Linked DNA regions of Homo sapiens: region 2 is linked to region 1. The links are chromatin contacts, found by Hi-C or POLR2A ChIA-PET in ENCODE. All regions are on one chromosome and are shown on one strand. Each heading gives the region's core, a stretch centred on a gene start or an enhancer-like site at or near the end of the contact. The rest is flanking DNA. Distances are from core to core; before and after follow the strand shown.

The links. A loop is a pair of places that touch in the nucleus more often than their neighbours do. ChIA-PET counts read pairs that join two places held with the same protein, here RNA polymerase II (POLR2A). Pooled maps may share reads with other maps.
Region 2: a loop to region 1 is called in a pooled map, with 2.4 times the contacts of the local background. The contact joins two enhancer-like sites. A Hi-C loop is called at or near these places in 2 of 168 maps with a recorded cell type or tissue (ascending aorta and sciatic nerve) and 1 of 50 pooled maps. POLR2A ChIA-PET finds 5 or more read pairs at or near these places in 4 of 52 experiments (OCI-LY7, WTC11, activated CD4-positive, alpha-beta T cell and 1 more).

What each region holds. Positions count from the first base shown.
Region 1 is chr3:73,763,959-73,770,880 of GRCh38, forward strand. No RefSeq gene overlaps it. Among named protein-coding and RNA genes, the nearest start is that of LINC02005, 42 kb to the right of the region's middle. Within about 2 kb of position 2,738, at least 7 of the 41 ENCODE cell types and tissues checked have a DNase peak (open chromatin) inside an H3K27ac peak, as active enhancers do.
Region 2 is chr3:73,723,671-73,730,592 of GRCh38, forward strand. No RefSeq gene overlaps it. Among named protein-coding and RNA genes, the nearest start is that of LINC02005, 82 kb to the right of the region's middle. Within about 2 kb of position 4,046, at least 6 of the 41 ENCODE cell types and tissues checked have a DNase peak (open chromatin) inside an H3K27ac peak, as active enhancers do.

The DNA.
Region 1 (6,922 bases), core at 1,488-3,987:
ATTGAATAGGTGTTGCTCTGGAGAATTCCAAGAGTAAAGAAAATAAACCAGGAATTGGGCAGGAGCATTCCATAGGAGGAAAAGATAAAAACAATGACAACAGAAATTGGATTATTTCCCATTTGGAAGGGTGGGGAGTCTAAGGATGATGGCAAAGGCAAAGCTAGAAGGAAAGTGCGACCCTTTCTTAAGGCCCTACCTCCTCTGTCAAGGGAAACCCCATCACACTTAAGAGAACCACTTTGATTTCAAGGAAAGGAAGTATTCCATTCCCTGATGGATAGCACAGGTATGAAATGATCCCTTGAGGTGATATAGGTTGAACTAAGTTTAAGGTTTTGATTAATGATTCTAGGCTAATATGAGGAAGGTACAGGTCAAATTTTGTCAATGAGGACAGAATTGTCCATTTAAAAGGTTTCCAGGTACGGAGCAGTTAAATTTGGGCTGCATAACTTCAACAAATAGTATTGGGGGAACTCTATATCCACATGCAAAAGAGTGAAATTGAAGCCTTATCTTATACTATACATAAACATCAACTCAAAATAGATTAAAGCTTAAATGTAAGACCTGAAACTGTACAACCTAAGAGAAAACTGTAAAACCTAAGGGAAAACGTAAGGGAGAAACTTCTTGACATTAGTTTTGGCAATGATTTCTTGGCTATGACACCAAAAACACAGGCAATGAAAGCAAAATTGACAAGTGAGATAAAATCAAGCTGAAAAGCTTCTGCACAGCAAAGGAAACATCAGAGTGAGAAGGCAAACAATAGAATGAGAGAAGATATTTGTAAGTTATATATCTGATAAGGGGCTTCTATCCAAAATATATGAGCAACTCCTTTAACTCAATAGCAGAAAAAAATGGTGCAATTTAATAAATGGGCAAAGGACTTGAGTAGACATTTCTCCAAAAAAAGACATACAAATGGCTAACAGGTGTATGAAAAGATGCTCAACACCACTAATCATCAGGAAAATACAAATCAAACCAACAGAGATATCACTTTATACCTATTAGGATGACTATTTGAAAAAACAAGATAATAAGTTTTGGCAAGCACGTGGAGAAATTTGTTGGTGAGAATGTAAAATGGGGCAGCAACTATGGAAAATGGTATGGAGGTTCTTCAAAAAATTAAAAATAGAAATACCATGTGGTCCAGTATCCCACTTCCATATATTTATCCAAAAATGTTCAATTAGTATCTCAAAGAGATATTAGCACTCTTATATTCATTGCAGCACTATTCACAGTCACCAAGATGAAGAAACAATTTCAATGTTCATCTATGGATGGATACATAAAGAAAATGTGGTATACACGCACAATGGAATATAATTCATCCTTAGAAAAGAAGGAAATTCTGCCATATGTGACAATATGGATGAAGCTTGAGGACATTATGCTACGTTTAAAAAGTTAGTCACAGGAGGACAAATACTGCATGATACCACTTACATGAGGTATTTAAAATAGTCAAACACAGAAGCCAAGTGTAGAATGGTGGTTGCCAGTGGTTGGAGAAATTGGGAAATGGGGGGTGTTTGCTATTCAGTGGGCATAAAATTTCAGTTATGCATGATGAATAAGTTCTAGAGATCTGCCATACAACATTGTGCCTGTAGTTAACAATATTCTACACTAAAAAATGTGTTAAAAGTGTAGATCTCATGTTAAATGTTCTGACCACAATGAAAACAAAAGTTTGCTTAGCATTATAGCCTCTAGCTCCATCCTTGTTGCTGCAAAGGACATGTTCTTTTTTATGGCTGCATAGCTTTCCATGGTGTATATGTAACAGGTTTTCTTTATCCAGGCTGCCATTAATGGGCATTCAGGTGGATTCCATGTCTTTGCTATTTGTGAATAGTGCTGCAATGAACATCTACATGCAACCAAACCTATTCAACATGGGACTGGAAGTCTCAGCCAGAGCAATCAGGCAAGAGAAAGCCTGGATATACCATTTGTACTTAAGGAAACTGAAAATGTGAGAGTAGAATAATCATCCCTTCTGGCTTGGCAATATAGTCATCACCTTGTGTGACACTGTAATGACAAAATCCATACCTAGCACCACAATGGAACACTTCCTGTGTGTGCCAAGCTCTGTGCTAGGCACCCAGGTGACGTAGCTCACATAATTTCAAAATGACCCGGTGGGGTAGACCTGAAATTTCCTGTTTTTTTCAGATGAGGAAATGGAAGCTAAAAGGAGTCAAGCAATGTATCTAAGTTGCCAAGCTAGCATTTCTAAAGAGAGTTGTTTAATGCCGAAACTTGATTTTTAAAAACCACGCCCTATTGCATCACCATTAAAACGAGGATTTGGACTTGACCCTTGGTGCCAGCTTCCCTTTCTAAGAGGGCTGATAAAGAGATAGAGATTGAGTATCAAGTGGGTGTGCATTGTGACTAATGAGGGTTCTCCTTTGTCAAATGGCATCACATGGAAAGTATGAAGTGTTGTCACACAAATAATTGGCCACCCAGGAGGGAGGGAGTAGGAGAACTCTTTTGCTTGTCAGAGTCCTGGATGGACTCTTCTAGATTCTCTTGGTAACTCTTTACCAGGAAGAGTCTTGAGTACGTTTTCTATTTCAGAAAGATGGCTGCTAAAATTATCTGGGTTAAGAATGTGACAGAATTCTGGCCCCAGAGCATTTGGTATGGAAATAAACAGCAGAGCTGATTATCTCTATTCAAGCTTAAATAAAACCATATGAAGAGCTCAGCTGGATTCCTCCCCCACCATCCCCACCTCACCTCTTATGAAAGACCAGCAATTCTTGGAACATCTATTACAACAGGGCTTTTTTTTTTTTTTCTCCTTTCTCTTTTTTCTCCTCTGAAAAAGGCCCTTGTAATCCCAGCTGTGGCTGCAAGTCAGCGTATGCCTCCAACTCTTTCCCAAATGTTTTCAGGCTAGAGAAATCCCAAACACATTTCCACCAAACCTCCTCCTTCTGAAATTTTGAAAGTGTGGACATTTTCAGAAATGTAATCGGGATGATTAGGATTCATTTGTGCTTTGCTCATCAAAGTTTTATTTTGCAAGAGCCATTTGATGTCAAGTAAGTTTTTTTAGTCCCCTCCACCCTCCTTCGCCAAGTCTTTTATCTTAGAACCAGGAAGTCACATTTTGCCAGCCGACTATGAACTAACTAACCACAAAAAGTTGGAGATTGGTTCAAAGCACAGGATTCATGAGGCTTGAATATGTTCTAACCTTGGCAGAAGGCGTTCCTCACTCATTTGGGGGTAACGTGTCCACGGGGGGCTGGAGGGGGAAGCTGTGTTACTGGGGACATGGCTGGTGGGTTGTTCTCACAGTCTGAGGTCTGTGTGAGGAAAGTAGCCTTGTTCTGGAAGGTACTTAGTTTCATTTTCCACTCAGATACAGTTATGGAAAGTTGTGAAAAGAATCATTCTCTCTGCTCCCTCTCCCTGTGTTTAGGCATAAGAAGGGTCACTTTTCTCTTACACTAGGAAAAGAAGAGCTGACCCATATTGACTGTCTGCTGTATACACTCAAAATCTAGTTTGTGATTCTCTCTTCTTAGTTTCATCTCCTTCCATGTAACCTTCCTCAATCCTCAGTCTTTATCCTTCCACAACGTAAAACAGCTCACATTTCCTAAATACCTTGTTGTTTTTTTTGTCTTTCTTAATATGTTTACACATGATCAAAAGTGGACCCTTTCTTCCTCCCCTTAAGTCTTCCTGAAAACATCTTGACACTCCTCAGACTACTTTTTATCATCTTTTGTGTAAAGGCTTCCATTAAACTCTTATATATATCTGTATTTAGTGTAGACTTTCTTTGACACCACTGGAAAGAGTTTATCCTCCCCAGTTTGTTTGATCTGTTTATATATTCGTCTCTGATAGCACTTTTCAAATGGGTGGTAAACTCCTGAGTCCATTTCGCTTTTAGATCAGTGCTATCCAATAGGACTTTCTGCAATAATGGAAATGTTCTGTATCTACATATCCAAATGTTCCAAATCTGTACAGTCATAGCCACTACTCACCTATGGCTATCAAGCACTTGAAATGTGACAGTGCACCTGAGGAACTGAATTTTTAATTTAAATTTTAATTAATTTAAATTCAAATGGCTGCATGTGGCTAGTAAATACTCTATTGGAAAGCACAGCTCTAGACTGTGTCCTTCTTCAGGCACTGATTCTCTGTGCTTGACACAATGCTTGGCACATAGTAGGGGCTCAGGAAATATTTACTGAATCCAACTAGTGTATATACTTACGGCAATAATCCTGCTGGGCAGATATTACTAACTCTAGTAATTTCATCTTTGTATACCAAAACAAGCCAAACCAAAATGAAATGGAATAACAACCGAACGTGGCTCAGTGAAGTTCAGTAATAGAATTGGGATGTGAATGACAATCTGTTTAAAATAAATCCTCTGACCTTTCTGTTCCCATGGGCAGTGCTTTGGTACCTGTGAGTACATTTGTATGTAAGTGGTTGCACATGCAAGATAGGAGGAGACAACATTTCATAGAACAGCTAATTGTCTCCATACAATTAGACATGCAAAGATTTGCTCGTATAAAAGCCAATAGAAAGAAATAAAAAGAGGGAAGCTGGCACACTGCTAATACAGCTTTAGTATTGTGCAAAGACTTAAAGGGTATATTGGCTAAATGGATCTCTTCTAAAAGAGAAGAACTGCATCATAAAAGAAAGGTTACAACAGCCAACAAATTGGGCAGCTGCTATGCAATTTGTGATTGTTAACTTTCAAATGTTGATAGCCTCTGAGTTGGCAGATGATTAAAATGGTGGAGGTAATGCTGACATCTTCTGGTGATCAGTCACAGTTAACTGGTATTTCAGAATGTTAAAAATTCCAGAAACTGGGCAATCATAGTTAACCGAGCCTTTTAATTTACCATTACTTAAACTTACGCATTAAAAATAGTTCCAAAATTATTTTAAATTTGAAAAAGAAAACATTATCATGCTTCAAAATTTGCTTTTTTGAAATTTTTGAAATCCAACCATCTGGAGTTTTTCAACTCCTTCTCCTCATTTAGCCTAGCTTGCCTGCTGAAACAATCTGATAACATTTTTAGTTGGCTTTCCTCTGATTCACGTTCTATCTCCTGACAAATGATTGCATTATGCTGTATTCTGATGGGACTACATATAATCATGGAGCCTGATACAATCTGTAGAGTTCCTTCCTGTCTGGATCAAATCTATTTTTAGATTTGTGTTGAAGGGTGCACCTGAAGACACGCAGTTGGGCCAAACTTTGGGATTTTGTGATTGCACTGAGTCAGATACTCCTCATTTAAAGAAGTCTTTTTAATTTTTAAATTTTACTTTAAGTTCTGGGATACATGTGCAGAACGTGGCGGTTTGTTACGTAGGTAAACATGTGCCATGGTGGTTTGCTGCACCTATCAACCCGTCACCTAGGTATTAAGCCCCACATGCATTAGCTATTTGTCCTGATGCTCTCCCTTCCCTCACCCCGCTGCCTACAGGTCCCGGTATGTGTTGTTCCCCTCAGTGTGTCCATGTGTTTTCATTGTTCAGCTCTCACTTATAAGTGAGAACATGTGGTGTTTGGTTTTCTGTTCCTGTGTTAGTTTGCTGAGAATGATGGCTTCCAAAGAAATTTTTAAGAGAGCTACAGTTACAACAAACTGGGATACATTAATAGTATCTGTCAGAAATTAGAAGTCATGCTCCCATCTTGCTCAGCCATGAGTTTTCAAAAAGCAAAATGGGACATGGGATTTTGACATACTATTAGTTGGGCTTTCTTCAGAAGGAGCTACACTTCGTCTAGTGATTTTATAGTAAGAATCACATTGAATATTCCTCTGTTTCTACATGGGTAGGGTACTGGGAGTAAGAGAAGCAATATGAACCTTCAGAAGTAGATGAACAAGAGAAAAGAAGCATTTGTATTATGTCTGGTTCATATATAGATTATATATGCAGATATGGGCTTCAGTGGACTTGTAGTGACAGTTGGTAGGAAGCCCATCCCATCATCAAACTTCTCCACTCCCAGGGTTCCCCTTCCTGCAGGATCCAGCTGCCTCAATGGGTCATTGCTCAACCTTCAAGCATTCATCAGTCTTCGATCTAAGCAGTTCTTTGGATATACCCTACTAGGGATTAATTACAATGATGCATACTCACTCATTCTTTGATTCAACTATTCATTCAACAAACATTGTTGAATACATACTGTCTGATATGGTGCTAGGGACACAAAATAGAAGGAGAAATGTTCCCTGACTACAGAGAATGCATTGCTTCATCTTATATATACTGTATATCATTAATGAACCTTTTTTGTATGCCAGGTACTATGCTGAATATTTTATAACTATTATATTAGTGATTCATTTGTTTAACAATATTTACTCAGGGCCTGATCTGTGTCAGTCATTGTGCTGAGTGCAAAGACGAAATGGTACCAAATTAGATATGGTTCCTTGTCTCATGAATAATTGCTGTCTACTGAGGAAAGCAGACAAGTAAACTAGAGATTACAACATGGTTTGTTTAACTTTTGCAATTCATCTTGGCCACTCAGCATTTGATTACCTTTCTATACTGAGAAATCCCTTTTCTTATCATTCTGAGGTGGGGGCAAAGACCTCCTCCAACTATAAAAGCTAAAAATACTGAGTATTTTCTCCTAGCATCCCTTGCAGCTATGTCACAGGCATGTGACACAGGTTTTGCCAATCAGACGGCATCTTGCTAGACTTTGAGTAGGGGCCTGGTACCTCAAGGAATGGAGCAGGCATTTAATTTTTCTGATGGTGACTGTGACGGGTGAGGCAATTTCCTCATCAGAATCTCTCAGAAGCATGGTTTTAGATGTTTTTTTTTTTCTGGTGATTTCTTCAGCCTT
Region 2 (6,922 bases), core at 2,796-5,295, 39 kb before region 1:
TTTATTCAAACCCAGTCAGGGAGAGAGAAAGTGAGGCTCCCCAAAATCGCTGGCTAAAAGTCTTTTCTTTGTTCTGATTGGGCCAACACAAGTCATGTGGGCACCCTGCTAAACATATTTACTGATTGGCTTAAATCCGAATTTCTCAACCAATCACTGGCAAGAAAGAACTGATTTAGAGAAACGGCTTAGACCAGTGAGTGGTTCCTGATTCTCCATGGGGCTGAAACTAGCACTGTGAGGAAATGTAAGGGGCTGTTGTTGTCACAATGATTTGAGAGAACAGGTGGAATAGAAGTTAAATGTCTTGCAAAGCATAAAGAAGATGACAATATAGTCTCACACAGTACGAAACTGTCCTCTGACCTGCAGGATATTAAAAAAAGACCTTTATTGAGATATAATTTACATACCATAGAACTCACCTATTTAAAGTACACAGTTTAATGTTTTTTACATTATTCAAGGAGTTTTACAACTATCACTATGATCAATTTTAGAACATTTTCATCTTTCTCTCTTCCCAAAAAACCCATACTCATAGCAATCACTCAATCTCCCACTCTCAGTCCTAGGAAATCTCTAATCTACCTCCTGCCTCTATAGATTGTCCTAGTCTGGATTTTTGATATACAGTCAGGTGTCACTTAACAATGGCAATACTTTCTGAGAAATGTGTTGTTATGAAGTTTTATTGTTGTGTAACATCATAGTGTGTACTTATACTAACCTAGATGGTATGGCCTACTACATACCTGCGATATATAGTATAGTTTGTTGCTCTTAGGCTACAAATCTGTACAACATGTGACTGTAGTGAGTACTGTAAGCAATTGTTACACAAAAGTATTTATGTATCTAAACATATGTAAACATAGAAGAAGTACCTGTGTTAGGCTGTTCTTGCATTGCTCTAAAGAAGTACCTGAGGCTGAGTAATTTATAAATAAAAGAGGTTCCTTTGTCTCATGTTTCTGCAGCCAGCACAGGAAACATAGCTCTGGCATCTACTTGATTTCTGGGGAGGTCTCAAGGAGATTTTACTCGTGGCAGAAGGCAAAGCAGGAGCAGGTATGCCACATGGCCAGAACAGGAGCAAGAGAGAGAAGTGGGGAGGTGCCACACACTTAAACAACCAGATCTTGTGAGAACTCACTCACTATCACAAGGAGAGCACCAAGCCATGAGGGATCCACTCCAAGGACCCAAACACTTCCCACTGGGCCCCATCTCCAACACTGGGTATTACATTTCAACATGAGATTTGGTGGGGATATATATATATATACACAAACTATATTGGAGCTGTAAAAATATGGTATGGTAATCTTATGGGACTACTGTTGTGTATACAGTCTGTCATTGACCAAAACATCAGCAGCACATGACTGTAAATCAAATGAAACAATATGTGGACTTTGGTGGCTGGCTTCTTTTAGTTAGCATGTTTTCAAAGTTCATCCATGTTGTAGTATGCATCAGTACTTCATTCTTTTTCAGTGTGAATAAGATGTTCAGTGTGAATGAACAATGTTCCATTGTTTGGAGATACCATATTTTATTTATCCATTCATCATAATGAATATTGAATCTTCATTGATGGGCATTTCAGTTGTTTTCTCTTTTTTGCTGTTTTGGACACTCACATACAAAGTTTTGGGTGAACGTATGCTTACCTTTCTCTTGGGTATATACCTAGTAATGGAATTGCTGGATCATATGGCAACTCTATTTTTAAACTTCGGAGGAACTGCTAGACTGTTTTCCAAAGCAGCTGCACCATTTTACATTCTTCCTTGATCTGCAGGTGGGAATATCTCTATAACCATTTGAGTGCATTATATGACTGATTTACATATAAACATAAAGCACTGATTTGCAAGATACAATTGGCAACCACACTATTTGTTGTATTTCGGTTACCAAAAAAACACATCTTCTATCAGTCTATACCAGTGGCTGTCAGCCAGAGGTAATCTTTCCCCCAGAGGCAGTTTGCAATGTCTGGAGACATTTTCGGTTGTGAGGTGTGTGTGTGTATGTGTGTGTATGTGTGTGTGTGTATGTGTGTGTGTTACTAGTGTCTAGTAGATGGAGTCCAGGGATGCTGTTATATATCTTACAATGCATAAGACAGCCCCCGACAACAACAATAAAAAGACTTATCTAGCCCAAAATGTCAATAGTGCTGAGGCTGAGAAAACATGATGTCAACTCAGAGTCCTCAAATTCACAATGCTTCTTTTTACAAGTACACCACTTTCCTAGTATTTATTATGTGCTTTAAAGGAGTCATGCCTGGGCATTTTCTGATTGGAATGCATATAATCTTATTATAGGAAATGTTTAAAATCTTTTATATCATAGTTAGGAAATTATGTAGATTGTATAAAATATATAGATTATACTAGCTTTGAGCTTCATTTCTGGATAATACAATTGCTAGAACAGGAATCAATGGCTTGGATCCCTCAGGTTCAACACTGGGAGCTGGGATGGGTGCAGCTTCCTCAGAGACCATTGAGCCTCCAGGGGAGGGATGGATGCTGGAGGGAAACTGGGGCTCTGTGAGGGAGGAGGAAGAGGAGAATGCTGCACAGACAGTAAACAGGGTCTACTATAATTCCTAGTGTTTGCAAAGATCCAGATTTAGCTCCTGGGGAAGCCTAACTGTATTTCCTACCTTGTTACTTTATAATCTTCTTTCTTTTGTAGCTTCAACTCATTTCAGTAGATTATGTTATTTGCAACCAAAAAGATCCAGAAGTAAAACAAAGGCAGGTGGGAAGATAATGTAAGTGAAGGAAAAAATAGTTTGATATCCTCGTAAGTTTAAAGAAGGACTGTTATAGATATGAATTAAAATTGTCTTGCCTGTTGCCTTTTATCAGCAGATGTGGCTATGGGGCTTATCCGTTTACAAATTTGAAAAAGATGGAGAAAACTTAGGCTTCATATTGAAGATGCTGCAGAGTTTGCATGTGGGCAACAAAGGCTTCACAACAAACGAGGTGTCATGGGAAAAATAAGAGCTGAAAACGTTTCCTGCCTCTGGGAAGTTGGTGCTATGAAAGTTTCCTCTGCTAAGTAATCAAGTAGCACATTTCTCTACTGGTCTGTGAAGAAGAAGGCAGTACTATGGCTGACGAGTTAAACTTTTCTTTGCAGCTTCGAACCTCACTGTGCGTGAGAATCTCAGCATATGTGTCCAAGCCTACCTCTGCATGTTTGGGTTTAAATCAGATTCCTGGATACTGCTCTAAGGGATGACAGTCTTAGTAGGTCCTGTGGGTGCCTGGGAATCTGCATTTTAAACAAATGCTTCCTCCTCATCCTTTATTCCCCTCTCCTCTTCATGATTTTGATCCAGGCTTTGAGAATTTTGCTTTAGATGTAATGATTCTTGTCTTTTTCATGACTGAGGCAAGAGTTGGGAAAGACAGTGCTGCCAGCTTGTCGTGCTGCAGTGAGCTTACTCAGATCCGTTTGTCAGCTCAGCTTTCTGACTGCTTAGAGAGCCAGAGAAGCTGGCTCTTCTGGGAATGGCTGACATTCCCGCGACAATGGAATTTCCTTTGCTGCAGAAGATGTGGCTTGCATCACGCTGTGCACAGATTTTGTTGCTACTCAGTAAGATTTCCCTGAAGTGGCCTCAATTGAGTGATGGCTAGGAATGGGGCTTGCAGGCCCTGAGAGCACACTGATTGCAGTGTGAACATCATGCAGGGTTTTGCAATGCAGAGGAAAATGGTGTTGGGCCAGTGATCATGTCGGCTGCCTTATGAAATGTACTTCTTGTGCCCTCGCAGAGGAGTTACTCTTGATACTGACCAGGGTTAGCGGAAGTGATGAATGTATTTATATGTGTATATAACCCCTGATGGGTTGAAGTTTCTGTGTTTTCAATGGACTTTGATGTGGAGGAGAAAATACATTTCAAGAAGAAATCCCTGTAGGAGAGAAGCCTGGGTGCCTTCCCCCTCCCCCAAAGGCATTCTGATCCAGATAGAAAGCAGGCCCTGAGGATATAAAAATTTGAAGTGCTGTGGAAAACAGTAATTTCAGCTGGGACTGCTGGTGGGTGTGGAGAGATGACTCAGATTCATGAAAGAGAATCAAAGACATCCTGGAAAGAAGAAATGTGTTTGGTAGCATATGGCTGTTTTGCCTTTTTCTTTCTGGGAATGGGGGAGCTTTGAGAAGGAATACAGGGCATATACTAGTGTTAGGGAGGACTAGGGAGCTAGATGTCACCTGCCAAGGCCAGAGGTGTCCTTAGAAAGAACAATAGGCCATCTTGGTGACAGAAATGGTACTAGTGCTTCCTGGATAGCAAATACCAGGAACTCTGTAGCACTGCTCTCCTCACCCTTCCCCATAACTGACATTGCCAGTGGATCACAGTGCCCTTTTTCACTTGAGGCAGTCATTAGCAACACGTCAGAGTTAGCACTCCAGATGAGATTGAAGATACTTAAGCATTCCACCGAAGAAGATCAGAGAGAACTTCTCAGACCAGATGAAATGTAGAAACAAGACAAATATCACAGAATGGTTCCAAAGCTTCAAAATATCTTGGGGGATTCTCTGATTCCTTTCTAAGGACTGTGAGAAACCTAAGATAATTTATATCAATGACAATAAAAGCAGCTATTATTTGTCAAACACTTTCAATATGCAGGCACTGAGCTATTTTTGTGTCATTTAATCCTCATAGCAGTGTTGTGAGGGGCTGACATTCCTATTTTACAGGTGAAGAAACTGAGCTCAGAGAGGTTGATTGACTTTCTCAGGGTCACACAGCTGATAGGTTGTAGCCTACTGTCATTACTATATTTTACTCCCCCTGCAGTTACCCTTTTATCTCATTCCTCATATTCTCCCTCCAATGTTTATCTTATATTTAGAGTTTACCTGTCACCTATAGTCAGGTAGTGTTTCCTACACTCAAAAGGGTGCAAAACTGCATGGGTGCATGCACACAAATACACACACACATCCTCTAAGGGTAGCTAAGGCATCCCTCCCCTGTACTCCCACAGTACCTTATGATTACTCCAATCAAAGCACGTATCACTCTGTTTTTAATTCCCTTATTACTTATTTCCCCCATAAGACTGAAATCATTTAACACAGGGACTTTTTTTTTTTGAGACAGAGTCTTGCTCTGTCGCCCAGACTGGGGTGCAGTGGCGCAATCTCGGCTCACTGCAAGCTCCACCTCGCGGGTTCACGCCATTCTCCTGCCTCAGCCTCCCCAGTAGCTGGGACTACGGGCGCCCGCCACCACGCCCTGCTAATTTTTTTTGAATTTTTAGTAGAGACGGGGTTTCATCATGTTAGCCAGGATGGTCTCGATCTCCTGACCTCGTGATCCACCTGCCTCGGCCTCCCAAAGTGCTGGGATTACAGGCGTGAGCCACCGCGCCCGGCAACACAGGGACTTTCTTGTTTATTTTCTGTACGCTTTCGATAACTAAATTATTAAGATTCCAAGTTGTTCCATAACTTGGCAGAATACTATCTTGGTATCTTGAATGTGGTATCTCGTATTCAATGAGCAACCATATACGTGTTGCTCATTGAGTATTCTGACACCTTTTTTTCAATAAACTTCTGTATAGAAACACTGTGTGAACAGTACTTGCCAGTTGGTATTTTGAGCCCTCAAATTGGTGAGATTTTTGTAGGATAGGATAAAAGCTCTAAGTGAAATGCTATGATTCTTTCTTTCCCCAAAGAGTATGAGGCTCTTTGAGCAAAACACATGTGTATATGCATACTTCTGTCTATATACATTTTAATAATAACAATAGCTGTCATTGACAACTATTAATTGACAACTTAATATGTTATAGGCCTGTGCTAAGACCCCAAGTAACATTCTCTCATTTGTCTTTTGCCTTAGGATATGTTTTGAGCATAATTTTCCAGAAGAGAAAATTGAGGCTCAGAGAAGTTAGGAAATCTGCCTGAGGCCACACAGCCAGGAAATGACTGAGCTAATATTCTGACCTAAAACGTTTACCTACACAGTGTCAGTCTTAAGCAGGCATTTAGAATCCAGAGGGCTTGGGCTCAAGATTATCTCTCTCAGTCTGGTGAATGCAAGGTAATGCAAAGGATTAGCCCCAGTCAGACTTCTGACCAGCTCCCTGAGGTTTGTTTATCCTCTGAATTACCTGTGCGAAGATTTCTGCCATCGCCATCTCCCCTTTCTCTGCTTGTGGAGAGTGGGCTCAGGAGTGAGGGGAAGCATGCAGAAATTGTTAGTTGACACCTCGCCCTGGTCATTCCCATGACTTATGAGTGCACATCAGACACACAGTTGCCAAACACTCTCGCGTGATACTCATTTTCCCTGGGTCCCAGCTGCCTATGAGTCCAGAAAGAAAGCTGGGGCCAGCGCTGGGGTCAGCCAAACAAACAGATGGAGATGAGCAGAGGTGACAGCCGATCACTCCTCGGCATCTGCTGGGCCTGTCGCGGCTGCTCTGGCTGGCTGATGCCTTGACCCAGCTAATCCTGTTGGTCATCCTGGTGCCGGCTGTGTTGTGTCACTCATCCTACCCTTGGGGTGACTTCTGCTTTCCTTTGGAAAGTCAGATGGATAATGCTGGACTGCTTGCCTCCGTCCTGGTCTTGGGTCAGCCAAGCCCTCACATGGACTAAAGGGCTATCCAAGGTGCCAGTCTCTAGGGAGTTTACAGATAATATTAGTCTATCTCCAGGTACTTCCCATTTTGGCATTTTGTTATCTGACACCAACAGTGCTTCTATTCCTGCTGTGGTTAGCTAAGGTTTTAAGAATACCGTGCTAAAAGAGTAAAAGACCCAGGCTTATGTGGGGGTGGTTTTTTGGGTCCATGGCCACAAACTTCACCCATCCCTCTACCTCTCTAATAGTTCCTGAGCACCTATT